Linked DNA regions of Mus musculus: regions 1, 2, 3, 4, 6 and 7 are each linked to region 5. The links are chromatin loops, found by intact Hi-C in ENCODE. Cell type or tissue: left cerebral cortex. All regions are shown on one strand.

Region 1 (4,000 bases), 230 kb before region 5:
CTAGATCACTCCCACAAGCTCAGGTTGTGCCTGGAACCTGACCTCAAGACCAAGCTTCATGTCAACTTCCAGTCAGGGTGACAAGACACAATTGTCAGAGAGTTTCATGCTACAGCCATGCCATGCCCTTGGACACTGGCAGGAGCTAGGCGTCTAGGTTTGAAATTTTAGCTCGATACGTCCTGGGCAAACATAAGGTAGGAATGGAGGTGCTCTTAGTGAAGCTTGGATTCTCTTGTTGGGCCTGCAGCCTCCCATGTGCTAGGCAAATGGTCTGTCACCAAGCTCTCCTCAGCCCCTTTTCAGTATTTTTTTTCTATTTGTTTGTGGTGTGTGTTCAGTGTGTCTGCGTGTGTCTGTATGTGGGGGTGTCTGCACATGCATGTGCATAGAGGAATGCATGTGCAAAGCCACCCAGAGGTCAGTGCCATGTGTCTTCATCTGTCATTTTCCACTGTTTTCTTTAAGGCAAGGGCTCACTATGTATCCCTGGCTGACTTATAAATCGCTATATATACCAGATTAGATTCAAACTCACATAGATCTCTTCCTGCTGAGTGGTAAGATTAAAGAGGTACCCATCACCTGGCTTTATCTTTGAGACATCATCTTAGTAAGTTGCCAAGGCTGCCCTTGAACTTTTCATGTAGCTCAGGCAGACCTTGAACTTCTGATTCTCTGGCCTCAGCCTCCTGAGTAACCTGTCTGCTATGCCCAACTCAGAAGGTTTCTGAAGGTCAAAGAGAGGCAAGTATGGCAGCATATACTGGCAATCCCAGCACTTAGAAGGCAGAGACAGGAGGGTTTGAGGCTAGCCTGGGCTAGATAAAGAAAACCCTACTACCACCTATTTCAAAGAAACCTAAAAGAAGGAGATAGAGGAAGAGAAAGAGACTGAAAGGGTCTAAGCATTGCACTTGGCTCAAGAAGGGACTGGGCAGGTAGAACATTCTTTCTCCCCATCCCCCAAACCTTCCTCCTCACTTAGACTGATAGTATTAAAGCTGGCCTAAAGACTACGGGGTGTCTGAGCACAAGTTAGAGAGCCTCTTTGGGGATTTGGCTCCTTCCAGAGAGGCTCGAGCAGGAGAAACTGATTGGGGTGGAGATGCAGGGGAGGAGTGGCAATGAGGCCAAGCTGGGTGGGCAGCTAGGGATGCGGTGGTGCTGGGTAGCCCCATCTGGGAGAATGTGTGCTGTACCCCCCACGAGGCTTTGAGTCATAGGCAAACAGTTCTGCAACGATGCCTCCTCCCTCAGCTCCCAGCCACAGACACACTTGGAATTTCCAAAGTTTGGTTTTTGCTTTTGCATAGCTGGGAGTTTCAGAAATATCCACCTCCAGAGATAGCCTAGAAAGGTCAATTTCTTTCTTCTAGCATTTGAGGTTGGCCCTGGTGGGGCATCAGAGGGCACTCAAGCCTGTCCTTCCCCAGTCCTCTGTAGCCTGATAAATATGACCTAGATAGAGGTTTGAAGAAATGGAATGACTGGTCACAGGGGCCACTGCAAATTGGTGACAGAGCTGGCTCAGGCCCCTGGCCTCTTCCATCTTGCATGACAGATGTTTGCCTGCTCACTCTCTCTGTTCTCTCAACCCTCAGCCTGGCCAGACCATCTGTCTTGCTCTCTCCCATCTTCACTATCAAATGCAGTCTTCACACTACAACAAGAAACTGAGTGTTTGAGATGCTCAACAAATAGGAACTTCTAGTGCCTTCTGACACACACGTCTAGATTAACAGTGGTCAACTAGGACGTGCACTTGAAGACCTACTTTCTATGGGTAGCCTTCCCCTTGTTCAGCCAGGTGTTACACATGACAGATTGGGCCACCAAGAAGGTAGGTCCAGCCTTATCCAGCTCTAAAGTGTTCCTGACATAGGACGTTAGTGACCCAAACTGAGCAAAACTTAGAATAAAGCTGGCATCAAATTGAAATTTGGGTATAGAGGTGGAACTTGCCAATATTCCTCTCCAGTGCCATCCTGCCCAGGATAGAGATGCTTATTCGCCTGTTCAGAGCCTGGCTGCATAGCTCTGCCCTGTATCTGAAAAGACCCCGATCTCAATTCTGCCACATCTCTCCATTGTAGGACTGGTGTAGGTGGGACAAAAGTCCATCTGTCCCCTTCGAAGGAGCCAGGTGGGAACTCTTGCCTAGAGTAATGCAGCTGGCATATTTAGTCCATGGCCAAACACTCTGTTGTAGACGTGGATGCGTTGTCCTAGAGCGGACAGAGCAAAGGCCTGCTATGAGGCACGTGTCCAGTGGAACTCTCCTGCCTTGGCATGTGGAGGGAGAATTCTTGGCAAAGCATCACCCTCACAGTAGACAGAGCTCAGTTACAACCTCAGATGTCCTTGTGGAGTGACCTTGGCCAAGTTACTTTGTGAAGCCATGTCTCCTCATCTCTAAAGCCCTAGACTTTCACCATTTTAGGTTCTGGAGGTCAGTACCTGTTAAGTGCACTTTCTTGGTGAAAATACTTGAAGAAGGAATACACACAGAGACACTCGTGTGTAGTGGGGGTAAAGAGGGGACATACGCATCAAGAGGATTGGGGTTGGGTTAGCTGATGAGCAACTCTGTGCACATTAACAGTAAGAGATGGTAGCCCAGAGAGCTCCCATATTAACTAATTAACTGACGAGGGGCCAATAGAAGGACACGGCTCTTCGCTCACTAAGGATCCTCTGGAGGCAGGGTGATGGGGTACCTACTTAGACAAGAGAAAACAGGAGATGGATTTCCTGGTCTTCTGAAGTCTCTGGCATGTCACCCACTCACCAAGTGTCATAGTGAACATTGGCAAGAAACATCAGGTTTGTATGCAAGCTTGCTCTGGGCATATGCCCTCAAGGGTACAGTATGGATTCAAGTTTAGCTCGCTGGCGCCAGGCTGGACCCCCATTGCTCTCTTGAAGTCCTCACCATCCTTAGTTAGCCCCAACCTTACACTGATGCTGCAAATGTGTTTCTGAGTTCCTATACGCTGTGTAGAAGTGTCTCCCTGGTCACTGGGGAGGGCACAGAAGCTGAGGAGCCTGGCTCAGGAGAAGAGGCTCCAGGCCTTTCCAGAGCTTCAAGTGAAGGATATTCACAGAACGTCAACCAAAGGCTGCTGGGATTATGACTGATTGAGAGTTGCTCTTTGTCTGAGTCACATTGCCTCTCCAGACCTCAGTTGTCCCACATGCAAGTAAAGAAACCAGGTTAGCCAAGGTATAAAGGATTCCTTTAGCTCCTAAGAGCCTATAGAATGGCCAAGGTGGGGCAGGTTCTGGTGAGGTCCAGTGTAGGGAGCTGACCTAGAGCACCTTGGGGATCTTTTCAATTGGAGTCAGAGTCAGCTGTGTCCCACTTTGTTCCTATCTCTTGCTCTGGACACTCAAGTTTCTGGACACACTGAACCCACTGTAGCCACTCCAGGAACCATGCTTTTGTTTGGAGTACCAACCTCTTTTCAATTCAAGCAGAAACCCAGTAATCATGGATGCTACAGAGGATTTAAAACTAAAAAAGGGGGAGGGGGCATGTTAGACTATATACTCTTACTTCCCTCTAGCCCAAAGTGGACTGGTTTCCCCACCCCAGGACTGTACCAAAGAGCTATTGCTGTCCAAGAGATTCTGGGATCACGAGCACAGAGCACAGCTGTGGGCTCTGAGAATCTTTCTGCTGCCACTCCTTAGCTCTCGATCTTGTCCTAGCTTATTTTCTGTTGTTGTGATAAGCTCCATGACCAAAAGAAACTTGGGGAGAGAAAGTTCTCTTCCAGCGCACGGCCCATCACTGAGCACATCCAAGGCCGGAACTCACCCACAGCAGGAAGCTGGAGGCAAGGACTGAAGCAGAGGCCATGGAGGAGCACTGCTTTTTCAGCTTAGTTTCTTCTACCACCTAGGACCACCTATCTGAGTGGTACCTCCCACAGGGCTGGGCCCTTCCACATCAATCTGATGGAGACATTTTTTTTCCAAGCGATTTTCCCTCTTC
Region 2 (4,000 bases), 160 kb before region 5:
GGGAAGAATAGTTACACCCAAATTCCATCAGCGAGGCTGAGATAAGGGCTGGTCTGCGCCTGCGCATATGTTCTGAGGCAGAAATTACTCCTCTGGGCTTGGCTTAATGAGCAGATCACTTCTGTCCACCCATCCCCGCCCTTTTCCTCCCACGATTGGGTTGAATTCCTTACTCCCCTGTCTGTACTTCCACCACATTCATTCCTGCGCTCAGCTCCAGTCAAGCAACCCCTGCTCTAAGCCCTGGAGGAATCCAATAGTGAATACCCCACACAAAGGTCGTACAGGGAAGAAGGGTAGCCCCACAGCAGGACACACTGCATGCCATCTTCTCACCAAAGTGGGATGCTTGCCACAGATCATTCTGGATTTGGTGCAACATCTGAGCCCAGCAAGCAGTCAAAGCAGAAAGGACAGTTCTTTTCACTTCCACTGCCACTTAGGTCTGAGATACATCACCGGGATTACTGTCATAGCTTCTAAACTGCTTCCTTGTCTCTCCTTTTTTAATTATTTCTACATCAGTCTACTTGTATGACAGCAGCCAAAGCGATTCTGCTAAAATGTAGGCAAGTGACTGTCACATTGCTGAGACCCCTGTCCTGTCTCCTCATTTCACTTTGAATAAGAGCCAAACCTTCACCATGGCTTGCCCACCCAGCCCTGATTTAGTGTGCATTCCTCTCCCAGATTTACCTGGAATGTCCCTTTGGCAGCCTGCATGGCCTCTTTTCTATACTTCAACCCATTCAGCAGCAGCCTTGCCACCTCAGGGGCGCTGCACTTGCTTGGAATGCGCGCTTTCTGGTTGTGCGCATGCCTGGCTTCCTCACCCAGATCAGCTGTTGATTTCAATCTCCTCTGTTTTCAGCGACACACTCTGATGGGTAATCTTGCCAACTTGAGTGGATTGAGAAGCTCCTGGGGGATTCATAAAGCACAGATCAGACTCTATCTGGGCGAGTATTTCTCTAGAGGGTTAGCCAACAGGAAAGAGCCCACCTGAATGTAGGTGGCACTCTCCCACTGGCTGAGATGCACAAGAAGAATAAAGCAAAAGAGCACCCACAGCACAGCCATCCCCTTCTCCCCTCCATCTTTCTCTTTCTCTCCTTCCTGGCTGCCATGATGTGAACTGTCCCCTCTCTGCCCCCAACACACACACACACACACACACACACACACACACACACACACACACAGAGAGAGAGAGAGAGAGAGAGAGAGAGAGAGAGAGAGAGAGAGAGAGATTATACCCTCTCTGCTATGGATTGAAATCTCCATGAGAACAAGGAATTCTGTCACTTTTGCTCATTTCTGTGTCCTCACCACTTGGTCTGGGTACATAGTAATTGCTCAGTAAATCATTTTTGAGTGAACAGATGAATGAACGGCTGAGCAAGGTCACCTGGACTGGTGGTTTTGAGGCTTTCTTCTAGAAGCAGAGAAGTCCACATTTGTCTGGCTGACTCCATTAATGCTTCCACTCTCTGCTCTACCCCTGCTTCTTGGCAAGCAGCAGCGAGAAGTCTGAAATGCTGGGCTAGCTCGTGAGCAAGTTGGGAGATCACTCCTGCCTGGAGGCCTAAGACCCAGGACCCCTTCCCAGATAAAGATAGGTTCTAAAGCTTCAAGAGTTTGCTTTCAAACGAGAAATCATTTTGTTCCTTGTTTCTTTCTCATAATAGAAGCAGTAAATGTTCAAAAAATCGTTGCCAGGCAATTTTCAGTGTTCCATAAATAGGAATAGGTTCTCTTTCCCAATATTGAGCCCCTAACAGTGTCTCGATCCAGCCTTGACTACCGTGCCTACTGTCCTAGCAATATCCTTCTGCATCAGTGCTGTAGAGTGACATGCTTGGTTTCCCTAGTCACAGTGCATGGACACACCGTAATTCCTTTAGCTAAGCCACTTTTTTTTTTCTCTGTGCTATAATAATCAGGCCACGGACATCCTGATAAGTACGTCTCTGCTGACCTATTCTTTCCGCAGGATGAATTCCCAGAAGTGCAATTGTTTCATCACACAGGCCCTCTTTTAAAGACTCTAGATGCTATTGTCCAAATGTGGGAGGATGCCAGCTCTAAGGAGTTGCAGTGACCCCCTGAACTGTGTTTTCGTCCGACAGCTCTCTTGCCTCTCTCACGCTCCTCCCTCTGGAATGCCCTACGAAGGAGAGTGGCGAAATATTCAACTCAACCTCCTCAGCGGTCAGAGCGTGCCAAGGGCTATTTTAGATGCCTTCTGCATTTTAGCCGATTTACTTTACATAGCAGTCTTTTGTGTGGTTGGGATGGGACTCAGTCTTACCCATGATAGGCAAGAACTTCACCAATAAGCGACACCCCTATCTTGCTCCCCTTGTAAATTGGGAGGCAAAGTCTCACTACAAAGCCCAGGTTGGCCTTGAACTCGTGATCCTCCTGCCTTAGTCTCCTGGATACCACCACACTCACTCAGCAGTGTGCAATCTAAAAATATTTGTAGTTCCATCTATCAGACAGATAAAAAACCCCTATGGCCACAAGGTGAAATAGCTTCTCCAGAGTCATGTACCTGGCAGAAAATAGGCAGATTCAAGACCAAGGAGTCTCAGACAAGAACCCAGCAGAATCCCTCCATTGCAAGGGTGCTTCTGGACAGACACAGGCCTTTGGAGCCTGGCAGACCTGGGTGCACTGCCTCTCTGTAACTGAATGATGTTTGGACAATCCCTTCGCATCTGTTTCCTCCCTCACTGTAAATCAAGCTTGGTCACTCCTACCCTACCTGCTTTTCAGGGACATTCAGTGTGCTAACATGCAGCAAGGACCCTTGGTAAATGTGATCTCTTTGTCACTCTCTATGACCTGACCCTTTCACACTCCCTCTCCCAGACCCCATGACTGTAAATCCCGTGGGAAAGAAAACCAAGTCTTGACTCTTCCCCCGAGGTTTCCGAGCCTTGTGTTTCTGGCCTTTTCTCACGCCATCTCCCTCACAGGCCAGAGCCCAGGAAGTGTGCATTTCAGAATATCTGCCCCTACCCACAGCCAGATAACCCCACAGTGGCCGACTGACAGTTGGGGCAAGCCAGCCCCACCCCCTCCCAGCTTCCAATGCTGGAAGTGGAGCAGGCAGGATGGTTGGCTCCCCTCACCCTGCTCCCACCTTCTCTGCTCCCTAGTCCCTGGGCTCAGCTCGCCTCAGATTCCCGGCCTCTGAAATCATTGCTCCAGCCCACCGGACTGGGCCCCGGGCCAGCTCCTCCAGCCCTGGGCTCGCCGGCAGAGTCTTCGCCTTTGCTCCCTGAAGACTAATCACTGTCCTGTCAGCTTGGCCCTCTTCCCCTGTATTATTGTACAGAAATAGCCCTGGGTCCAGCTTCCCCTCCCTCCCTCCCTCTCTCCCTCCCTCTCTCTCTCCCTCCCTCTCTCCCTCCCTCTCTCCCTCCCTCCCTCCCGGCACACCCTGCCAGAGCCTCACTGCTGGGCTCTTCCATTTGTGTTTCCTCCTCCTCCCTCTTCTCTCCCCTCGTGTGCTTGTGTGGATGTGACTTGACCCTGCCTGCTGGAGCCAGGCACAAACTAGAGCCTAGTCCTCCTCTCCAGGGACTGGAGGCTGTGGAGGTGAGAGAGCATGGTAGCTGGTGCAGAGCCTCTGCCAGGGGGTTAGGAGCACACAGAACTTGCTTGTATGCTCACTGGGCCATTGCTCTTGGCCAAAGAAACCCCTTGGCTTCTTTTTGCTCCTTCTAGGTTGCCTCGTCTACTCTCCACAGACAGGACAGAGTGGACACCGAGTTGTTCCTTGGCAGAGCAGGGCTGTCTGGAGAGGTATGATGACAGTCAGCATTGGGGTGGGTGAAGGATGCAATCAAGGAGCTCTGGGAGTCTGTAGCCCCACCTGAAGCCATAGCAACAGGCAGAGTCCAGGGGCAGATGATACCAGGGGCAGACGATTCCAAGCAACAACAGAAAGTGGCAGGCGAGCTAGAATAGAGGTGTGGACTCCAAGCCT
Region 3 (4,000 bases), 80 kb before region 5:
GTGTTATCTGGGAGCAGAGGGGTTCTGACCATGTAGCACTTGGTTTCCAGGACTCCTGGGCTGTGTCCCTCCCTCCCATGGACTGTGTCCCTCCCTCCCAGCCTCTGCCCTGAACTTTTAGGCATAGAAGGAGACAGGGACCTGAAGCTATGCACGGGGAGTCCGAGGGCCCCCGGGCGGAGGTAGGGGGTCGCTGCAGAGAGCTCAGCCGCCAGCAGCCCCGCCCTGAGTCTTTCGCGGCTGGGGAGGCGCCACAGTCGGCTGGGGGTCTCGGGCACGGACGGGACACTACCCTGGCCTTAGGGCCGCCGCCGCGGGCTTGCGCCGCCCCGCCCAGGCCCGAGGAGAGCGCCGTCAGCAGAATTCCGCGCGCCCCGCTGTGGGCCGTGTTTACCCTGCCGCCCGCCAGCGTCTCGCTGCTGCGCAGCCCAAGGCCGAGGCCCGCCGCGGCGACACCGATGGACACACAACCCCGGAGGCCCGGCTGGCTGCGGGGCGGCGGCAGGGAGCGCTGGCCCTCGATAGAAAGAAACATTGGGCGCGCTGCTGCAACCACCGGACCCTTGAGGCCCTTTCTTGTTGAGAATGCGGGTGCCCGCAGAGCCCAACGCGCAGCTCCGCAAGGGCCATGACCGGAGGTGCCAGACAAAGCCCGCAGAGCGGAGAGAGACAGTGATGGCAGAAGGGCTTGCGCCTGAGGCAGAGCTTGGGGACAGAACGCCTAGCTCCAGCCCTCACAATGCCCTCACCCAGGTGGGTGGCTGACCTGGGTAAGGGCCCTCCTTTCTTCCTGGCCTGCATTTCTCAAGTTGTCCCAGGAAGAGTAAATTCAGGAACGTGGGACCACAAGAAGCCGAGAGTATGTGTCCGGCCCCCCACTCGCCCCCCCTGCACCCCCTACCCAGGGGACAGCTGCCACTCAGCTCCAGCTGTCTGTTGCCTGTGAAAAGAGAGCACGGGATTACTAGATCTTCAGGGTTTTTTTAGAAGTTATAAATCTGAATGTTTATGTAAAAATCTCCTGAATTTTAAATGATGAGAGCTAATTTCTTCATCATGTAGGCACTGTGCAAGCCAAAGCAAACACTTTGGAGGTTTTAAGTGGTCCATAAGGTGACTGTTTATGGCAGTCTCTAAGGCCCACGTGGGCTCTGACAATGGCCACATGTGTAGCTCCATCACCATTCTGACTGGAGTCCAAACCTCATCCAAATGTCACGCCCTCCCAGAGCCACCAGGAGGAGGCTGCCTTGCCCTGGCATCGGGTCCCTGAGAACACATGGTTCAACATGTCCAGACTTACGGTGGCCTTTCTCTTTTGGTGATCCAATGCCACCTCCATTTTGTTTCTGAGGCAGCATCCTGTATACACACACACACACACACACACACACTCACACACGGGGAGGGGGGGACAGAGAAGAGACATCAAGAGACACACAGCCATAGAGAGAGACAGAGACACAGAGAAAGACATACAGAGAGAGATAAAAATAGAAAAGGAAGAAGAGAGAGACAGAAAGAGAAAGACAGAGACAAAGACTCTCCAGGCCTTCCTGGGCCTGGACAACATGGCACCGATAGATTCTACACTATCACATCCAATGATGGCCTGTCACTCACTATTACATGGACTAAAAGAGGCAGTGCCCCAAACGCTCATTGGCCTACAAGTGTCTTTTAATCCTGGAACTGAAATTCCGGGGCCACCACCCTGACATGGTGGGAAGGCAGAGAAGGGAGGGAGGGAATAGAGTATCTTGCTATGGGCCTTCCCTGAGACCTCCCAGTCCCAACTCCTTCCCACTCCACAGCCCACGAAGCCCAGCCAAGCATGACAAGGGTTAATTGGATACCCCCAGCTGGAATCATAGAATCATAAGGCTGGAACGAACCTCGGAGGTCATCCAGCAGGGGTAGAAGAGAGATTTTAATTACCCAATCCAGCTGGCTTGGAAGTACCTCACCTCATCCCTCCGCTCAAGCCCAAGTGGGGGAGGAGACAAGGCCCAGAAAGGGCTGCTAGGCCTGGAGCCTCTCTGAAGGGTAGGCCCTAACCACGTCAGTCACATTCCTATCAGCAACCCCTCCCCCACCCGCAGCAGGGCCTAGCTTTGGATGGACACTCAGTTCTTGGCTGGATAACAGGCAGGGCTGCTGGTAGCTGGAGAAACTGTGAGTTGTTAGCATGCTAGACCACGAAGCAAGTGGCCAGGGCTCTAGGATAAGCTCTGCTCGCAGTCACTAGCTATGAAAAGGCAGGCTATACCGCACCTTTTCACATCCACTTCGGTGCCTCCTTCCATGGCTCTGGGTTAGTGACCCTCCAGGTCAGCTGCCTGGGCTCCCATTCCAGAAGTTTCTGAGCCTCTTTACTATCTAGTCTAGCCTGTGCTACACATGCATCTGAACTCCACTCTTGATGGTGTCATATATGAAAAGCCTTCCCTCTCACCATTTGGATAGCGTGGGGGTGGGGGGGAACTAACCTGGTTATTGCTAAAAGATTCAAAGCCAGATACCAAGAAGGACTTCCTGAAGCTGGAACTTGCAACCGAGGCTGGTAGCCAGGTGGAGTCTTCTGGAGACTGAGAACTGAAAACCCCATAGGGAATTGGGAGTACAGTAGCATAAAGGATGGGCTGGGGGACATTGCCACCAATATCCCTAGGTCCAGAACCTAGTGTGTGGGGGTCAAGGCTCCCAGGATTAGGGCAATAGCCACCCAGCCAATTTCCTGCTAATGAAAGTTAAGGGCATTAGCCCCAGGGACAGGCAGCTGACTTGAGGTGGGCTCATAGCTGCCATGGCCTCTGTCCAGAAGCCACCCAGAGGTAGAACCTAGCTGAAGTAGGCAGAATCGGGTCCTCCCCTACCAGGCAGAGAAATGGACTTCCCTTGGGAGAGCTACAGATGACTTTAAAGGGAGTTCTGCATTATCCCCCCCCCCTTCTGTAAGAGTCCTGAGGGGTCACTAACACTTCTAAGTGGCATCTTCTGTGGGGAAGTTCCCACTGGCTGCAGGCCCAGCCGGTGTCATTTCAACCCAACCCCTTTCCCACAGCTGAGCTGTGTGTTTATTCCAGCCCAGGAACTCAAGCTTGCTCACATTGGAAGTTCTTCTTTAGATCATTCCTCTATGCCTCCTGCTGTGGTACCTCACTCCTTTTTCCTTTTATCCTGCCCCAATGTGGAAATGAAGCCCTCTTTGGTCCCTGAAATGGAACAAAGCTTGGATTTTAGAATGATCCTGTGGTTTAGGAGGTAATCACAGTGCCCCGCCACCTCCATTCCCCATGCCTGCCAGCCCTGCCAGTTCCCTCCTGAGAAATGGCCCAGGCTGTGGGGATTAGAGGAAAGGTCTAGGAGCAGGCTGGCTAAGCAGGGCTGAGTGTGGAAGACAGAAAGAGGAAGGGGAAAAGGAGGGAGGGCCAGGCCAGGGTGGCCTTTGGGTTAAGTCAGATAATAACCCTAAACCACCTGCCGCGTGAGCCGAGTATAAATCACTAATCGGTTTGAGACTTCACATAGGCTAATGAATTTCTCTATCCAAGGAGTCTCTCCAGAGCCACACCCCCTGGCAGGTGGCCAAGCATGGAGTTTTCTGGGGCCTGGCGTAGGGGCAGCTTGTGGGATCTTCCAGCCTGCCCCCTCCTAGTTCCCTCTACTACATGTAGCCTGCTAGGTCTGAGAGCTGAGAAAAGCCAGTGACATGTGGGGCTCTGGACAGCTGTGGGCCCCAGGGACCTGGCCATAGGTGGCCACTCTCTCTGGGTTATGATGTATACTCATCTACAGGAGGGGTGATCCCACTTGCCTTGTGGAGTTGTGAATAATAAAAGCAGAACTAAGGGCCTAGTAGCCAAGTGCCTGGCGTGCAGTATGTACTCGGTCGATCAGCCATAGTCTTCTCAGCCTCTCATATTATGGAGAGAAGGGCAAGCTGGAAGGGTGTGGCTTGGTGCTAGAGGACTTACCCAGCCTGCTCAAAGCCCAAGAC
Region 4 (4,000 bases), 64 kb before region 5:
AGCTATCCGGGTCCCTTGCTCTCCAGGAGGCAGCCTCCTCTCTGACATCATCTGTAGTCAATTCCCCTGAGGGCCATCCCCAATTTTCATTTCCTCTCACTAATCCTCACATGCAGTCCCTTCGCACAGCCCGGAACCTCCTCTGTCCCCGAGCTGGCTCCACTCACCAGATATGTGTTGCAGCTCACAGACCTACGATTCTCAGTTGGGAAGGCCTTGGAGAGTTCAGCATTTCAAGTCTCCTTCCTCCAGGCCCTGGAGGAAGATGGGCAGGGCCCACTCACTCACTCACTCAGCGTCTTGGTGCCATTAGTAGAGGGCTCCCTCAGTAGACAGAGGTAGTCTATACCTTCACAAGGCTAGGAAGCAGAGTGCTAGCTGACGACAAGCCCCCACTCACATTCTTGGCCAGATACCCCTGAGTAGTTCACAACATAGACCACTTCCCACGGTGGCTCTGGGAGACACGTATTAATCATTGGAAGCCATGACCAGAATGCCAGACTAGGCTCTTATCTGAGGTCCTGATTTAAGAAAGGTAATATGGAATTAAGAATGGTATATGAAGCCCCAAACAGTCTGAGAGGCAGGACAGCACCAAAGAAATGCAAGCTGCTGTGCCAGGCTGCATCTGAGTATAGGTACATAGAGCAAGACTCACCCATTCACCTCTAGGACTGCCGTGGTCAAAGAGAGGAGCCAGAGCTGAGGGCAGCAGGCTTAAGCAACAGGAGGACACACGACGCCAGCAGGAAGCCCTGGGTTCTGTTCAGAGAACAGTAGTCCAGGACTGAGGTTCAGGTGGTGCCAGTATGGTTAGAGCTGGGGGCTGATAGTGAGGAATCGGGAAGTGACCCTTACAGGGATGACTGCCCATCCAGGTCTAGACAAGTCTGTGTGCAAGCCCCCCATGCCTTCTCTAGTTCCCCTTTCACTGGAAGAGCCCTTTGCCGCTTCCACTGCTAACTCAAATGGGACCTTCTGGCAGAAGCGTTCCTTGGTGCCCATCCCTGTCATCCCTGCAGGGCTTCTTGGCCTTAATTGTCATCACAGAGTCTCACCACACCGTACCTCTCAGTTTCTCCGAGTTAGCCTGGCACTGAGCCTGGCTACTGGGTGGATGCAGAGTGAAGCAAAATGGACACATGTTTACAAATAGGCCACCAGTTCTGGGTGTGGGAAGGCCAGAGGCCTTGACAGTCACCTGGGAGTACTAAAAGCGCATGTCTCTTCTCATTGTCAGCCTCCAGGCTGTGTCTGTCATCAAGACAGGATGGCAGGGCAGAGAGGCGAGAGGGGGCAGATCCCTGTGACAGGGGATCCCTGTTCCGCCTAGGCCAGATTCTCCTCACTCATCTGTCCTCAGTCTGGCATCAAGCTCCGGATGGGATTCAGGAAACACATGCAGAGGATACCTAAGTGACATCTAAGCTATCCCTCTGATGGGCCCCGAGCCAATGTCCTGTTATGATTGGCATGCCGGAACAGCCCCAGTTGTCCCTTCTCTGGCCATTCTGGAAGGCTCTGTTTTCCTAGAGAGGCCTTACCAGTGGCCCTAAGCCCTGTCCTATACCTTCCGTGTAACAGCAAAGCCAAGCAAGAGGAAGTGATATCAGTGAGCCTGGCTTCTGGGATTCTGGACTCAGCTTTTCCATGAACTTCTCTGGTGACTGTGGTTGAGTGTGTGATCCTCAGTGACCCTTGGAGTCTCCCTGCTAGAGACTGGAGGCCTCCCAGAGGGAGAGACGGTCCAAAGAGAGCCAGCAAAGGGTGGCTTTAGGTGCTGAAGCGTGGCCCTCATCACCGTGAGCAAGCCACATCTGGTGCCCTGCGCCAGGCGCCCTGTTGTCCGCCCTAGTGCCTGAGCCTGCACCCGCCTGGCCACAGGCTGAGGAAACATAATTGTGCCGGGCTATTTCAGACCCATTATCTCAGCTCAGCCCCGGCTTCCTGAGCAGGCCCCGAATTAGCCTGGCGCTTTGTTCTCAAGTGCATTCGTCAGATCGCTTGGCCTGTACCTCGGGAGGAGGGAAGAGGAGGGAGGGGAGGGCAGAGAAGGAGGGGAAGACAGGGGCGGAGACTGGGCGGAGAGGGAGAGGGAGGAGGAACTCGATGCTAATTAAGTCTCATTAAAAAGAAGACGACAATGAGGAATAAGGCGAAGAAGAAAGAAAAAACGAAGTGGAGGGGGGAGGGAAGGGCTTGCTGAGGAAGCAGAACAGCCACCGGGAGAGACGCACACAGAAGCGCGCAGGCACACACACGCCTACAAAAAGACAGACAAACACACACAGCTCTCCCTCCCGGGCAGCCTGTGCCCACTCTGCCCTGTCAGCCGTGGCCCTCCAGTTTGGCCCCAGACTTCCGCTCAGAACCTGCGCTTTCTTCCTGTGTCCAATTCAGCTAGGATTCAAATTCTGCCTGGGCTACTCAGTAGTTTAAGCCTGGTTAATCAGCTCTCGGGACCTCAGTTTCCAACATTTGTCACAGAGGAATGAATCCCCAGCTCTTCTTACCAAAACTGGCTGGAGGAGAATCGCGTATGCTCAGAGCAGCCAACATCCTAGCATAGTGCCCCTCGGGGTTCCAGCCTGGCTATGCAGCCACCTCTGTGCAGTTCTCAGAGCTGGGGTGGGATGGCTTCAGGGCTTGGGCCCTGCTGGGCTCCCTTCCCTCCTGCCACAGTTGGCCTGCACCCCCCTCGGCCGCCCCCCCCCCGCCCGCCCCTTGCACCACCACCAGCCCAGGCTGCTTTCATGGACCATTGCTTGGGCAACAGACAAAGCTGCCCAGGGGTAGGGAGCCTCTACATCGCCACAAAGGTCCCCAGTCGCCCTAATGAACTAACTCAGCTCTCTTTCTCTCAGAATTCTTGTTTCTTAGTAACTCACGTCTTCCAATGGAGCCCAGCTTAATGCCAAGCCTGCTTTTCCCAACACTCAGCTAGCCCCTGGGTAGATGAGAAAACTAGGCAAGGGATGCCTGTACCACCCCTCTTTGTCTGTAAGGAGAATCCAGTTTGACTCCCCCCACCACCCCACCCCCAGGTCAGGCTCACTATCTTCAGGCCTGACCATGCTTCCTGCTCCCTCCTACAAGGAATAAGACCTCCAGCTCCCCCTGACATGGCGGTTCAAACTGGGCCTTGTAATGAGCATTTCCACTCCTGCACAATCAGAGTCTTTTCCCAAATTCTCCAGCTCAAGGCACCTCCAAGAAAACTTTGTTGCAGAAATGATCCTCTAGACTAGTGGTTCTCAACCTTCCTATTGCTTCGACCTTTTAATACAGTTTCTCATGTTGTGGTGACCCCCCAAACATAACATGATTGTAGTTGCTACTTCACAACTGTCATTTTACTGCTGTCATGAATTGCAGTGTACAAATCTGTTTTCTGATAGTCTTAGGTGACCTAAGGGAAAGGATAATTTGACCCTGGAAAGAGTTGTCACCCACAGGTTGAGAACTAGATCTAGACTGTCTGTCCTGGATTCAGATTTCGACTCTGAAAATCATTAGCCATGTGACCGTGACCAGCCGATTCCCCTTTTGAATTCTTAGTTTCACATTCTGTATAAAGTGAGGCCAGTGACTGTGGCTGCCCCACTGAGTGCCTGTCACTGTGTAAAGTGCTTAGTGCTGAGCATGGCACATAGTAGGTGCTCAGTTCACGGTATTTGTACTTCTTCCATCTCCATTCCTTGGTGTGATCCTCATCCCAGTGGGCTCTGCCCATACACAAATGCCCTTTGGGTAATCCAGATGCCACTGTGCCTGCCAGGGGAGAGGATTTGGAGGAAAGATCCCCTCTGTGGGGGCTTGGGGTCTTCTGTGGTCTAGGGTCACAGGAATTCAGGCAACCCCAGAAATTGAGGTCAGGGAGCAGAGAGGAACAGAGAGGACAAGGCCTAGTGTTGGGAGGCTTGGCTACCAGTCCCAGACTTTCCAGCCACTCCATGGGCCCTTGAGTGGCTGAGTCTTGGCCCCTATGTGGATGTCA
Region 5 (4,000 bases):
CCCACCCCACCCTTCCGCACCCTACCCCGACTGCCCGCAAGAAAACACTAGAAAAGGCCAGATATAAAATAGGGCGCCGCACCTCCTACGGACAACCCCCCCCACGCACTTGGGGGTGCACGACCTCACCCCGAAGAAGTGCCTCCCACCCCCAGGGACCAGAGTAGATAAGTTACTCACTTAGGGTTAAGAGAGCTCCAGGACACGGGCTCCAGGTTCTTGGCCAACGGCGTGGCAAGCCGGCACAGCGTCAGCACGACCATAGCCACAAGCCACTTGCTGAGCCAACGCTGCCCAGGCCGGGCCATTTTCCCCGGGGCAGAATGCACTTCAGGATCCCCTAGCGCCTCCTCAGCAAAGCTCGCCTCGCCTGCCCGTGCCGCGCAGCGCTCGGAGCCACTCAGGCGCCCATCCTCCGCAGCCGCCGGCCTTGAAGCACTCCCCTCCCGCTGGCCTCGGGGTCGCTCTCCTTCGCCCGGCTGGCCAGGAGGACTCACTGGGCAGGCGTCCCCAACCCGCGCATGGGCTGCGGCCTCCGAGGACTTTCTTCCCTGGCCTCTCCGCCGCACGAGGCGCGACGGGGGCTCGCCGCCCCCGAGTGATCCCGCCGGATTCCGCTCGGCTCTCCCAGATTGTTTGAGACTGCAAGTCCTCTCCCCGATCGGGTCTCCCTGAAGAGCGCTCAGTGGCTGCCCCGACGCCTCGACCGTCCTGGGATTGACGCCTCTGGGAAGAAGAGGCGGGTTGTCTCCCAACAATGCGAGCTCGGTCCCCAGGCTCCCGACTGGGTCCCCCTAACACGGACTCCGTTCCTCCGGGCCACAGTGGGACTCCGCGCCGGCGCGTCCCACGACAGCTTCTACTTTAGCACCGGCCCTTCTCAGTATACTTAAAAGGCTAGTACGGCCCTGCCGAGCAAATCAGTCCCGTCGATTTGCACCTCTGAAGCCTCGGCCGGGTAGCCCGGCAGCCCGGTCGCCAAGTCCTTAATCCCCGGCGATTGAGCCCGAGTGTCTGCAGTCAGTGCGAATCACACACACCCCCCACTGCTGTCCAGCGCGCATAGACTCCCTCCGCTGCCGCTGAGCTTTCTACTCTCCTGCTCAGGCGAGCACAAGGCCAACCCTGCTCCTTCGAACCAATAGAAAGCTCTGTGACGGGGTCCTTGCCCCATACCACGCCCACAGAGCAGGAAGGGGTGGGGCTTCGGGGAGCTCATAAGGACGCTGCTCTCTCGATGGCACGAATCTGAATGTGCGGCTCTTGCGGTTATGCCTCTGTCCCGCTTAGTCTGGTTCCCAGGGAGTTCTAGGGAAGTTGGCGCTTCCCAAAAGCTGCTGGCCTGCTCTCATGCACACCCGGTCAGCACCCGGCCCACTGACCTAGAGCAGACAAACCCTGTCCCAAGTACCTCCAGAAAGCACCGTCCTTGTGTTCTTTTTATACACACAAACACACCCCACATGCGCATACTCGCGTACCAGCCCCAGAATCCCACTCGGTGCCCACTTCTGTCAGCCTGCCTGCTCCCAGTCCAGTCACTACCTACACTCTGTTGGACCCCGTCTTCCTGTCCTCGTAATGCACTCCTTTTTTGCATTGACCACGACAAGAGTCTATTAGACTATTAGAGGTTAGAGCTATGGGCAGTGGAGACTCAGAAAAAGTATTGTGTCCAAAGGGGAGGAGGAATTTATTTGCATCTAGTGAACCAAGCCTTTAAAATTTTCATCTTCGAGAGCGAGCCCTTTGAGACCCTCCACCCCAAACTCCAGGCACACAGATTTAGTCAGTCCTGTCTGAAGGCATACGAAAGGGCCAGGAGCAGGCAAGTAGGGACGAGAGGTCACAAACTGTACAGAAAGCTCTAGGACAGGGGAGAAAGGAGCAGAAGAGAAGCCTTTTGAAAGAGCAAAAGCAGGCATCTGGGCCCTGAGATTCCGGACTCCAGCCTTTCCCGGCCTCGGCCTCACCATCTGGGTCTTTGTCTCCCAGCACTGGCCCATTCTCTCCGCCCCTCCTTGTCTCTTTGCTTATAATTTGGCTCAATCCCATAGCTCAGACCCTCCCGGTCTGACCTACTCGCTTTTCTCAGGTCCCAGCGGACGTACCCACGTGCTAATGTCTCCCCCTGCTGGCCTTCTATAGACTTGCGGGCTCCCGGGATAAGCGGAGGCCTCCCACCTAGAGCCTGCTGAGCAAGTCTGGCACTCAAAGCGCTCAGAGGTAGGCATGGCAGTAGCAAGAGCCGGCCACTGGCCACTCATGTAAGAAAGGTGGGAAAGATCTGGGCTTGGGGACTTCAAAGGTTAGAAAGGCTTCCTATATTCGCGCCCCTCCTTTTTCTCCTCCTCGCTGCCTCCTCTTTTCTTTTTGTAATGAATCGGGTTCTAACTTTAGACTTACTAGGCAAGGTAAGAAGGACCAAAGAACCAAATTCCAGTTCCTTCTTGTTGCTTCTCTATGGAGATAACGGTCTGAGCCCCATCCTTTAGGGGCTTTGCCATTTATGAGTTCCATGTCCATTCTTGAGTCCTTCACTGCATCATCTAATCATCTCTGTCGTTCTAGTGGGGGCATCTATGTGGGGTTCTCCCACCTTTGGAGCCAGAGACCTTGCAACATTCAATGGCTCTGGGTACACACTCTAGGGCCTTTGTTTTCCCAATTGGACTCTGCACTGGGATGCAAGCAGAACAAGGAGAGATACAAATAAGGTAGAAAGACACACCAGCAGTCCACCTGAGACCCCTGCCATCAAAGGACTTCCAGATGTGAATCTAGAAAGCAGCCAGCTGCTTACAAAGTCCCTACAAGGCATCACGGACCACTGCGGATGATTTTCTTTCACCATCCTTTGAAATCAGTTCTGCTATCCCCATTTTTACTTAAAGAGGGAAACTAAGGCTCACGATTGACATATCCTGACCTATCCCTGGGGTCGTTCCTGGTGTCTCTGTCCCCAATTTTACAGCCATTCCTTGTACTATACAGATGGACCCACTTGCAGATGCTCCATGCATACTCACTCTCTTGGCTTATTGTAAATTACAAGCTTCGAGGTTCCTGGAAAACCACAGCCCCCAGGATGGCCAGATCACTGCTCCTCATTCGCAGGTCTCAGAAGGTCACTAATCCTAGGAAGGGTCATTAATTTTGGCCATAGAGCAAAGTGCTTCTCAGACAGGGTCACTATCCCAGGTTGGCCCCAGAGTTTTCCTTTTCATGGCCAACATGCCTTGTGCCCCTCCAGAGGACACTAAATGGGAGCTACCAGACTTGGGAAACAGGAAGACAGAGGTATTTTCTGAGTGCCAACATCTAATTCTGGGCAAAGGGGACAGTGGAAGATGAAGATAGGTCTCTTAGGTCCAGACTTGTTCCACACACTGCTCATCTCTGGTCATGCCACGGCCCCTCTGCCTCAGCCTGGCCACACTAGCTACAGGGGCCTCAGGAGCAGGGTTAGACTAGATGTGCACTCTCTGCTTCGATCAGGGCCCGCAGCTGAGAAATTTCCCACCCCAGCCTGACCCTAGGAGGTTCTCAGTTATAGAGAGAGATCCAGGTTCCCCGACTGAGGGGAAAAAGATAATTCTCTAGAGGAGCCTGAGAGGAAGGCAGGATCCGTGGGGGATGTGACCATTCTTCTATCTAAGCACTTACTAGCCCACAGACTGTCAGGTCATTGTGTCAACACACACTTTACAAGTGGTGTAAAGACCCCTTGACCACAGGAGTGTCAAGCATTGTGAGGCCTCAGGCCTACCTAAGTGTGTTAAAAAAAAAACATATAGTAGCCACAGGAAACTTCAGGCTCTGGGCACCATGTGTAGACACCACACACACACACACACACACACACACACACACACACACACAAACACGAGCTGTGCCTTTTTTGGGCCCAGCTGCCCACACTCATAAACGGGAAGAGAGGCTAGCTTTCAGGGACTTGGGCAAATCCCCTCACCTCTGAAGGGCCTGTTAGTGTTCTGTG
Region 6 (4,000 bases), 520 kb before region 5:
GGAGAGGGAACTGCAGAAAGAGGGACAGAGAAAGGAACGGAGCTGAGCAGAGATGGAGCAGTGGGCTGAAGGTTCCAAGAAAGCCAAAGCTGGCAACATCTCTATGGGACCAACTACACCCTAGTGGGATCAGGGAACTTCCAGTCTAAACACCTTTAGAAGACTCCCAAGCCAAATTCCCACCTCACAGCAGGGTGCACAGACTCATAGGTGAGGCTGGAGATCACACAGCCAACCTGTCATCAAACACAGACTGGCCTCAGCCTGGATTCTCCCCCAATTCCAGATGAAACAGCAGCCCCTGGCCAGGCCAGTATACTTGGTAAGTACAGGGAAACCCACCCATTTGCCACAGAGTTTAAAACATCTTTCTTCCTTCTTTCTTTCTTTCTTTCTTTCTTTCTTTCTTTCTTTCTTTCTTTCTTTCTTTCTTTCTTCCTTCCTTCCTTCCTTCCTTCCTTCCTTCCTTTCTTTTCTTTCTTTCTTTCTTTCTAACCTCTGGTGCCTGGTCTCTGTACGAGCCTGGCCTAATTTCACCACACAGGTGCACACATTATGTGCTGACAGGACCCGAGCTCTGCCAACCCAGGCCCGCTGGGCTACGTGAGAGCAGCATTGGTGCTATGTCATCATCCGCCCATGTGATCCTATTTTTTCAAACTCAGAATCAGGCCAAATTGTCTAATGCATGATATGACCACAGAATGGAATATTTAAAATTAGGCTCATCCCTGGAAATCTAGGCCATATGCTTACTGTCCTGCTACCCCACCCATTGGCGCTCCCTCACACACAGGCCTGGAGATGCCCCCAGCTGTTAGGCAGGCCCTGCGGCTGAGAATGAGGGAGGTGAAAGAGAGCTAATACGTACTGAGCTCGTGCCATGTGTCAGGCATTTTCCAGCTATTATCTCACTTGCCATGACAACCATTTGCAACAGGCACCCTTATAATCTCCATTGCACAGATGAGGAAACAGGCCCAGACAGCTGGACTGTTAACCAAGGTCCCACGGTGACCAAGGCGGCCGGGTTAGAGTGGACTCTGTGACCCCCAGTGCAGTAAACTGACCCTCTGAGCAGTGACAAAACTAACAGGCAGAAATGCTATACCTAAAGCATATGTAAAGTAAGGAGTAGAGGCCAAATGCCTTGGCCTCCGGAAGGTGTGTCCAGCCTAGGGGCCCCATACACTGAGGGCACACTGTTGCAAGGTCACAGGGCATGAGGTGATTGGGATGGGCTTGCAGCCCATGTCCCCCCAGGAACTATGACTTCAGCTTTCAAATTCAGAAAGACTTGGGAGACAGGCGCATACTCTATGGCCTCAGGGAACTAAATAAGAAGTGACAGCTATAGGGAGGCAAGTCTAAAACTAGCTTAAGAACCAATCTACCCTGACTGCCTTGAATTATGGTGAAGTCTCTATTACTGGGTCAGTTCCACCTGAGCACATATCTCGTGCTATGTACAGGCTATGTACGGGAAGGCTCAGTCCATGGATCAGAGGTTAGACACCTACGTTTAGCACACTCTTTTCTCCAGTCCAGCATGGGCACCTCCCATCATTTTAAAATCAGAAAGCCATCCCTTAAGTCTCACTGACAGGAATCATTCTTAGAGCCATGAAGGAGTGGCTCTGAGAAGGGAAAGATGAGAAGGCCACCAGAGACCTAGAGGGGAATCATTCTTAAACAGCCAGCATCAAGCAGACAGATGGCCGATGACAAACGGAGGGAGAAAGCATTCCTAAGCCATTCCGGGGAAGATGACAGGACTCTTTCTTTCACAACACTACTTCACTGATTGATTTTGTGAGTTAAGTCACTAACCCTTGAAAGGATAAAGAAAGGAGCAGTGAATTGAATTCCGCACATCATTATTTCAAATATGACATTAACCAAGCTCAGGTAATGCTGAACGTTTTCCTGCTAATGTCAAGAAATCCTTTCTTGGAGCTAATCTAGATGTCAATTGCAATGCCAACAGACTACTGTTGAATGCTAATGTCGCACAGTGTCATTGGGTGAGAAGTAAAGATTGTCAGATGGCTGGCTGGATGGTGAAAGAGACTGATGATGGCTCTGGTTTGTCCTGACAAGACCATAGGGATGTCACAGGCTATGGATGTTGGAAGAAGGATGGCCCATTCTTTATTGAATGGTTGGTTGTTGTTATTGGTGGTGGTGGTGGTGGTGTGTGTCTGTGTGTGTTTGTGTGTGTGTGTGTGTGTGTGTGTGTGTGTGTGTGTGTGTTCTACCAGATCATCGCCACTTAAGCCAATATTGATTTACCAGACATATGTGTAGGACCCAGATGAAGTTGATGTAGGGAGTAAGACCCCTCTTGAGAGACTCCAGCTACCTCTAGCATCTTCCTTCTTCATGACTCAGAAATGTGCTTTCTTCATGACCATGATCAACTGTCCCTAGGAAAGAGAAAGATCATGGACATGTTTTCCTGGAGAAAGTTATACTACTCTGAGAAGCCATGGTCCCTGTGACACATTTTGAAGACAAGGCTATCCTGCCTGCCAACATGTGTGGGAGATGCTGTGTGATTAAGGTCACCCTCTGCTTCGGATCTGAAGCCTGTTTAATTTCCCAAGAAATACTCTGTTTGGGATAAAATTTGGGACACAAGTTCTAGTTGTGAATGAGTGTCTTAGTTCGGTGTCCATAGAACTAGAAGGGTGAGGATGTGTGAGTTATTGATGGTGTGCCCCTCTGTAAACATCTGTGAGGCAGGAAAGAGTGCTACAGACGAGGTTGGAGGCAAGAAAGGGTCTGTTCTCTGATTGTGTTGCCTTAATATGATCCAGAGTGCATGTGAAGTCTCACACCACACAGCCATTCTGCTATAGGGGTAGCATCTCTTAATGGGCTCTCAATAAATAGGAAACATACTCTCCTATACAGATGAGTTTGGTGGTTCCCATAGCCAAGGACAAATCTCTGAATTCTTCTCACCATTACTCACAGAATGTAGGAATAAGTGAGGAAAGTTATTTTCAGGCAGCAATGCTATCTATCCAGCAAGGCTGCCATCCTATGCTTCGAAAGGTCTTCTTCTTCTAGAAGACAGCAAGACTTCAATCATCATGCCTCCATCAATTAGCCATGAGCTAGCTGTGTCTCACCCACTAGAGGCTACCAGGAATAGGAAATAAAAGGTGGAGGAATTGCTACATTTATGGTCTAATGAGACAGTAGTCCAAGCATCTGTGTTCAGGCGCCCACAAGGCTAAGATGGACCAAGACTGGAGAGAAGATACAGGTAATGTTATCGCCACAGTTGTGTCAGTCCATGATGCATGACAGAGCCATATTTCAAGAGACAGGCTTTGAAGGTTCTCATTAGGCATACATGGACCAGACTCAAGTGGATTGTTTGTAGGTTGTCTGTAATTTTGTTAATTCCATTATTCCCTTATCTCTGTCTTGTTCATTTTCTTCATGAAAATGTCAGCCAGTACTTCTATGCTCAAGGAAGCTATGGAAATAGCTTGGCACCAATCCCAGGGCTGGTATGTTTCATGAAAATGATAGCAGCTACCACCTATTGAGCATTTAATATGTATTGGACATCTACTGAATACTGATTTTCAGGCATTATTGTGTCCTCCTAATTCCTCATTGTGTCCTCCTAATAGGGGTTGGTGTTATGTCATTAATGGGGGTGGCTGATGAGAAAAGGAAACATCAAAGATGACTTCTGAATGAATGGAGGGGCCATTCTCTGAGATGAGGACACTAGAAAAAGAACTCTTCTTTAGCCTCAGCGGGTTCCTCTATATGGGAAATATTCTGGTTCTATAAATCCTTCCTTGTGATCCCGATTTAGAAAACCCTGAAACTTCTTATAGAGACAATGGGCCCATGCCTGTAACACCAGGCTGTGAGGCTGAGATGAAAAGATCCCGAGTTCAAGGCCAGCCTGCACTGCATAATGAGTTACAGGACACTCTACAGCTACACAATAAGAGCCTGACTCACATTTTTT
Region 7 (4,000 bases), 380 kb before region 5:
GAGAGCATTGGCTTAGCATGTCCAAGACCTTGACTTCCAAATGGATCACTGGAAAACAGCAGAAAAACAGCCGAGTCTTTCCTAAGGGGATTCTGTCCTTGGCTCTTTCAGCTTCTGGTGACTACTAGAATTCCTTGGTTTGTGGCCAATTCACCATGATCTCTACCTCCATAGTCACGTGGCTTTCTTTTCTTTTTCTGTCCAAGCTATTTCTCTTCCGCTCCCTCATAAAACGATATTTGTCTCTTATGTAATCACAATGAGGGTCTCTGTGATAAAATCTAGGGTAACGATCTCCTAATTTCAGAGCCATGTTTTAGTCTCATCTGCCAAGATTCTTTCCTGAAATCACATACTGCTGGGGTGAGGATAGTTGCAGGGACTGGAATTTGATGTCTCTGGGTGTCTTTTTTTGTCCAGCCTATTCTGTGGCATTGAAAACACCTTCCTCTTCTCTTTGAGAGACTGGCTGCTCCCAATGGAACCAAAGCCATGGTTACAATCTATTCTTCTCTGCTGCATCCCCAATCCCTGAAGCAGGGAAGGCCATCTGGCTACAGGCTTAGCACCTTGCTCTTCCTCAGGACCAACCATGCACTCTAACATGTACTTGATGCTCTCTTCGGGCTCTTGAGGACACAAGGCAGCATGTCAGAAACTGAACTCTGACCTCCAGACATCCTGACAAAGTCGTGCGCAAGGGCTTTCTTTGCAGAGCCAGCTTTCTCCTGGTGCATGCACAGACAATGGCTGCTTGCTGACCAAATTGGGAGCACAGGTCCAACCAGAGGTTGGGAGAGCTAAGCTCACCAGCTTTCAAGGTCTTTTTTTCCAAAATATTCCTGAAAAAACTCCAAAGGGCTGAAGTTTACAAAACAACTAACACAGGGAGCGATTTAAGATCCTATTCTTGCATCCTTGCATTCCAGACAGGTTCTTAAATCCCTAGAGCAGGCTAAAACAATGGCCTCTGAAGACATCACATCCGTGTCCCTAGATCTCTCCAATGGTACCTGGTTTGGGGAAAGAGTCTTAGCGGATATGACTAAAAAAGGGTCTTGAGACAAAGAGACTGTGGTCCTCCATTTTATCCACAGCCCACAACATAGACAGGAAGCAGGAAGCAGATGAGCCCAGGGAGTAGAGGCAAGCAGGCACCAGTGATAGACGGGGTTTACCAAGCAAGTCCACCAAGTCTTGGGCTGGAGCCATACAGAGTAGGGAATTCAGGTTTCTAGAACAGAGACTTAACAGAGAGCCCTGGGATTTAGCATCACCTGCGGGCAGCATGTATTAAGGTGCTAACAGCCACTTGGTAGCATGGCTAGGAAGGGCGCTCTCTGGCCTGGTGGGAAACTGAGAGGAACTGGGGAGTGTGACTTGGAGAGGCTTAGCTTATCGAGAGTGAAACAATGAAGATGACCCTTAGGATCATCAAAGAAGACAGCACTGTGACCTGTGTGTGGAAACCACAGGGACAAAGGAAGAACTCCGGTAGAGCTAGAGGTATCCCAATAGTCTCTTTCTCCCTCCTTCCCTCCTTCCCTCCTTCCCCCCTTCCCCCCTTCCCCCTACCCCCCTTCCCTCCTTCCCCCCTCCCTCCCTCCCTCCCTCCCTCCTTCCCTCCCTTCCCCCCTTCCCTCCCTCCCTCCGTCCCTCCTTCTCCCCATTTCACCCTTCCTTAGGAGAATGGCTCTCCTGACCCAGAAAGTAGGAAAACAGAGGTCAGTCAACCATCCGGGTAAACCACCTCACCCAAATAGGAATCTAACCAGCTAACGGCACAGCCCCCTAGAGGCCAGAGAAGGCTGTCTGCTTGTCCTCGTTCTCTTGTTAATTTTGAAGGGTTTTTATCAGTATCGTTGGGATACACATGGGAGGTGAGAGGACTGCCCTATGAAGTCAGTTCTCTCCTGCCATCTTTGTTTGGGCCCTGGTGGCTTGAACTCAAGTTGTCAGGCTTACACAGGAAGTGGCTTGACCTGCTGAGAAATCTGCCGGTCCTTCTTCTTTTCTAGGAGGCATTTCCTCATGCTCCCAGCCCTCCTCAGAGTCATCTCCTCCCTCTTCAGAAAAGGCAAAGCACGAGGGTATCTTGTGGGAGTGGACAATTGTGGTTGGTCTCCCCCATGAGACAGAGGGAAGTGTTCTCCGACTGTATTCTCCACACATCGCCTGGCACCTGGACCCCAATAGTTCCCAGAAAAGAAAGAAAAGGGGTGCCAAGGAGTATTGGGCAAAGAGGGTATTCACAGGTCAGCTCGAAGCCTTTCAAAATGCAGATTTACAGCCTGCATAAGTGCATCCTAGAGGGAGACTGGAAAAGCAGCCGTGATCTCTCAGAGTCCTTCCTGGCCTCAGAGGGTGCCCTTAGACACCAACCCAGGGAGCTGTTTGTGCACCATTCTGAGATCTCGCCAAGCTCAGGCTTAGGTTCCCAGGGGGCTCTTCCTCCCTCCTGGCCCCTCTGCCTCACTCGAAGGCCCCTCCAGATGGGCCCCATCCTCCTTGAAACCCCCAGCTGGACCCGCCAGCTGGGCCATCTCAGGGAGAGAGGCCCCAGGAAGGTCCGGAGCCCACCCAGCAGGCTGGAAGGGGAACAGCTGCCTGTGGGGTGAGAGAGCTGTGGGGGTGAGGTTCCCCCAGGCAATCTGTGTTAGAAACGGATTAGCTAAGAATGGGGGATGGAGGCAGGGGTACCTTCGTTAGCTATAAAAAAGCACACCAGGCCCAGGGATCCCAGGCATGAAGTGGTCATTCTTTGCAGCTCCATGGATTGGCTCCATGCCCACTTAAACACTTCATATGTGGGTTGTTCAATGCCCCACACTGGGAGCTCTAAAGCCTGGAGCTTTGTTTGGGGGTCTATTACCGATTTTCTGTATGACCTCAAGCATGCCCTGCCCCACTTTACTCTGTATCTCACTTGGGCCTAACTTCAAAAATGTTAGTGGCTGGGCTGGAGAGATGGCTCAGGGGTTAAGAATACTCACTGCCCTTGCAAAAGACCCAGTTTCTGTTCCCTGAACCTACATGGTAGCTCACAATGTCTGTAACTCCAGCTCTAGGCAGTTTAACACCCTCTTCTGGATTTCACAGGCACTGGGCATGAACATAGTACACACATACACACATGTAGGTAAAACGCTCATATGTATAAAATAAGATGAAAGTCGATAAACCCTTTGAAGATATTAATGCTGCCCACTGATGGTAGAGATGAGATGAGACTCAATGGAAGCCAATCGGGCTCCAAACTCAAGTCTGCATTTAAATGTAGATCTCAGCTTCCTTGAGACTCATACTGGAGGCTCCTCAAAGGCAGAGATCCCTGTCAGTCATCACCATGCTCCTAGGCCCAACTCTGACCTGTGTGGAGTTGACAATCAAGCATTTGCTAAAGGAGTAAAGAAATAGTGAAAGTGTGAATGGCGACCCCGGAAAACATCATATCCACACACACTTTGACTTACACTTCTAAGGGTTTTTCAGTCTCCAGAAACCAAATTCTCAATATTTATAGGGCAAGGAGACCTATACAAAATATGCTTTAAGAATTCGAGTTCATTGCTGTCTGCTGCCACGGCCTAATCAAGAAGGGAGCTAGAACGATCTGGGGTTTAGAAGATGTGAGGATTTTCCATTTCTTCCTTTGATTTTTTTCTTTTAATTTTATGTGTATTTGTGTTGTGCTTATATGTGTGTCTGTGTGAAGGTATCAGACCCCCTGGAACTGGAGTTACAGACAGTTGTGAGCCACCATGTGGGTGCTGGGGATTGAACCCAGGTCCTCTGGAAGAACAACCAGAGCTCTTAACCACTGAGCCATCTCTCCAGTCCCTTCTTTTCTTAAATAATTTTTTTAATTTTATTTATTTATTTGTGTGTGTGTGTGTGTGTGTGTGTGTGTTTTGCTTACATGAATGTCTAAGTACCATGTGCATGCATCTTGCAGAGACCACAAGAGGGTGTCAGATCCCCTGGGACTGGAGTTACAGAT

The links. A loop is a pair of places that touch in the nucleus more often than their neighbours do. Peaks named below come from ENCODE experiments on the same cell type or tissue, not always from the same donor. Only the 100,000 strongest peaks of a DNase experiment are listed, where the experiment ranks them.
Region 1: it touches region 5 in a loop (6-fold over the local background); 12 of 42 quality-filtered maps call a loop at or near these places.
Region 2: a loop joins it to region 5, with 4 times the contacts of the local background. A loop is called at or near these places in 11 of 42 quality-filtered maps.
Region 3: a loop joins it to region 5, with 2.9 times the contacts of the local background. A loop is called at or near these places in 8 of 42 quality-filtered maps.
Region 4: it touches region 5 in a loop (5-fold over the local background); 13 of 42 quality-filtered maps call a loop at or near these places.
Region 6: it touches region 5 in a loop (16-fold over the local background); 32 of 42 quality-filtered maps call a loop at or near these places.
Region 7: it touches region 5 in a loop (5-fold over the local background); 4 of 42 quality-filtered maps call a loop at or near these places.

The regions. Positions count from the first base shown.
Region 1 is chrX:99,361,467-99,365,466 of GRCm38, reverse strand. No RefSeq gene overlaps it. Among named protein-coding and RNA genes, the nearest start is that of Gm30704, 29 kb to the right of the region's middle. In left cerebral cortex, no CTCF peak of the experiment used is centred here; DNase peaks (open chromatin) are centred at 1,183 and 1,606.
Region 2 is chrX:99,291,004-99,295,003 of GRCm38, reverse strand. It overlaps Gm30649 (a long non-coding RNA gene), which reads left to right and starts at 3,404. Exons shown (of 3, transcript XR_386998.3): 1 at 3,404-3,609; 2 at 3,739-3,816. Gm39528 (a long non-coding RNA gene) reads right to left here. Exons shown (of 3, transcript XR_878181.2): 2 at 697-921. In left cerebral cortex, no CTCF peak of the experiment used is centred here; a DNase peak (open chromatin) is centred at 1,744.
Region 3 is chrX:99,213,359-99,217,358 of GRCm38, reverse strand. No RefSeq gene overlaps it. Among named protein-coding and RNA genes, the nearest start is that of Gm46674, 17 kb to the right of the region's middle. In left cerebral cortex, no CTCF peak of the experiment used is centred here; DNase peaks (open chromatin) are centred at 439, 584 and 2,082; H3K4me3 peaks cover 892 bases.
Region 4 is chrX:99,197,360-99,201,359 of GRCm38, reverse strand. It overlaps Gm46674 (a long non-coding RNA gene), which reads right to left and starts at 2,659. Exons shown (of 3, transcript XR_001782764.2): 1 at 2,517-2,659; 2 at 168-765. In left cerebral cortex, no CTCF peak of the experiment used is centred here; a DNase peak (open chromatin) is centred at 2,042; H3K4me3 peaks cover 719 bases; H3K27ac peaks cover 893 bases.
Region 5 is chrX:99,133,194-99,137,193 of GRCm38, reverse strand. Efnb1 (ephrin B1) reads right to left here and starts at 1,133. Exons shown (of 5, transcript NM_010110.5): 1 at 181-1,133. The coding sequence starts at 308. In left cerebral cortex, CTCF peaks have their summits at 326 and 2,147 (motif pointing left); DNase peaks (open chromatin) are centred at 418, 1,149 and 2,143; H3K4me3 peaks cover 1,928 bases; H3K27ac peaks cover 1,288 bases.
Region 6 is chrX:99,654,010-99,658,009 of GRCm38, reverse strand. No RefSeq gene overlaps it. Among named protein-coding and RNA genes, the nearest start is that of Gm41898, 55 kb to the left of the region's middle. In left cerebral cortex, no CTCF peak of the experiment used is centred here; no DNase peak of the experiment used is centred here.
Region 7 is chrX:99,508,209-99,512,208 of GRCm38, reverse strand. No RefSeq gene overlaps it. Among named protein-coding and RNA genes, the nearest start is that of Pja1, 39 kb to the right of the region's middle. In left cerebral cortex, CTCF peaks have their summits at 1,834 (motif pointing left), 3,754 and 3,959 (motif pointing right); no DNase peak of the experiment used is centred here.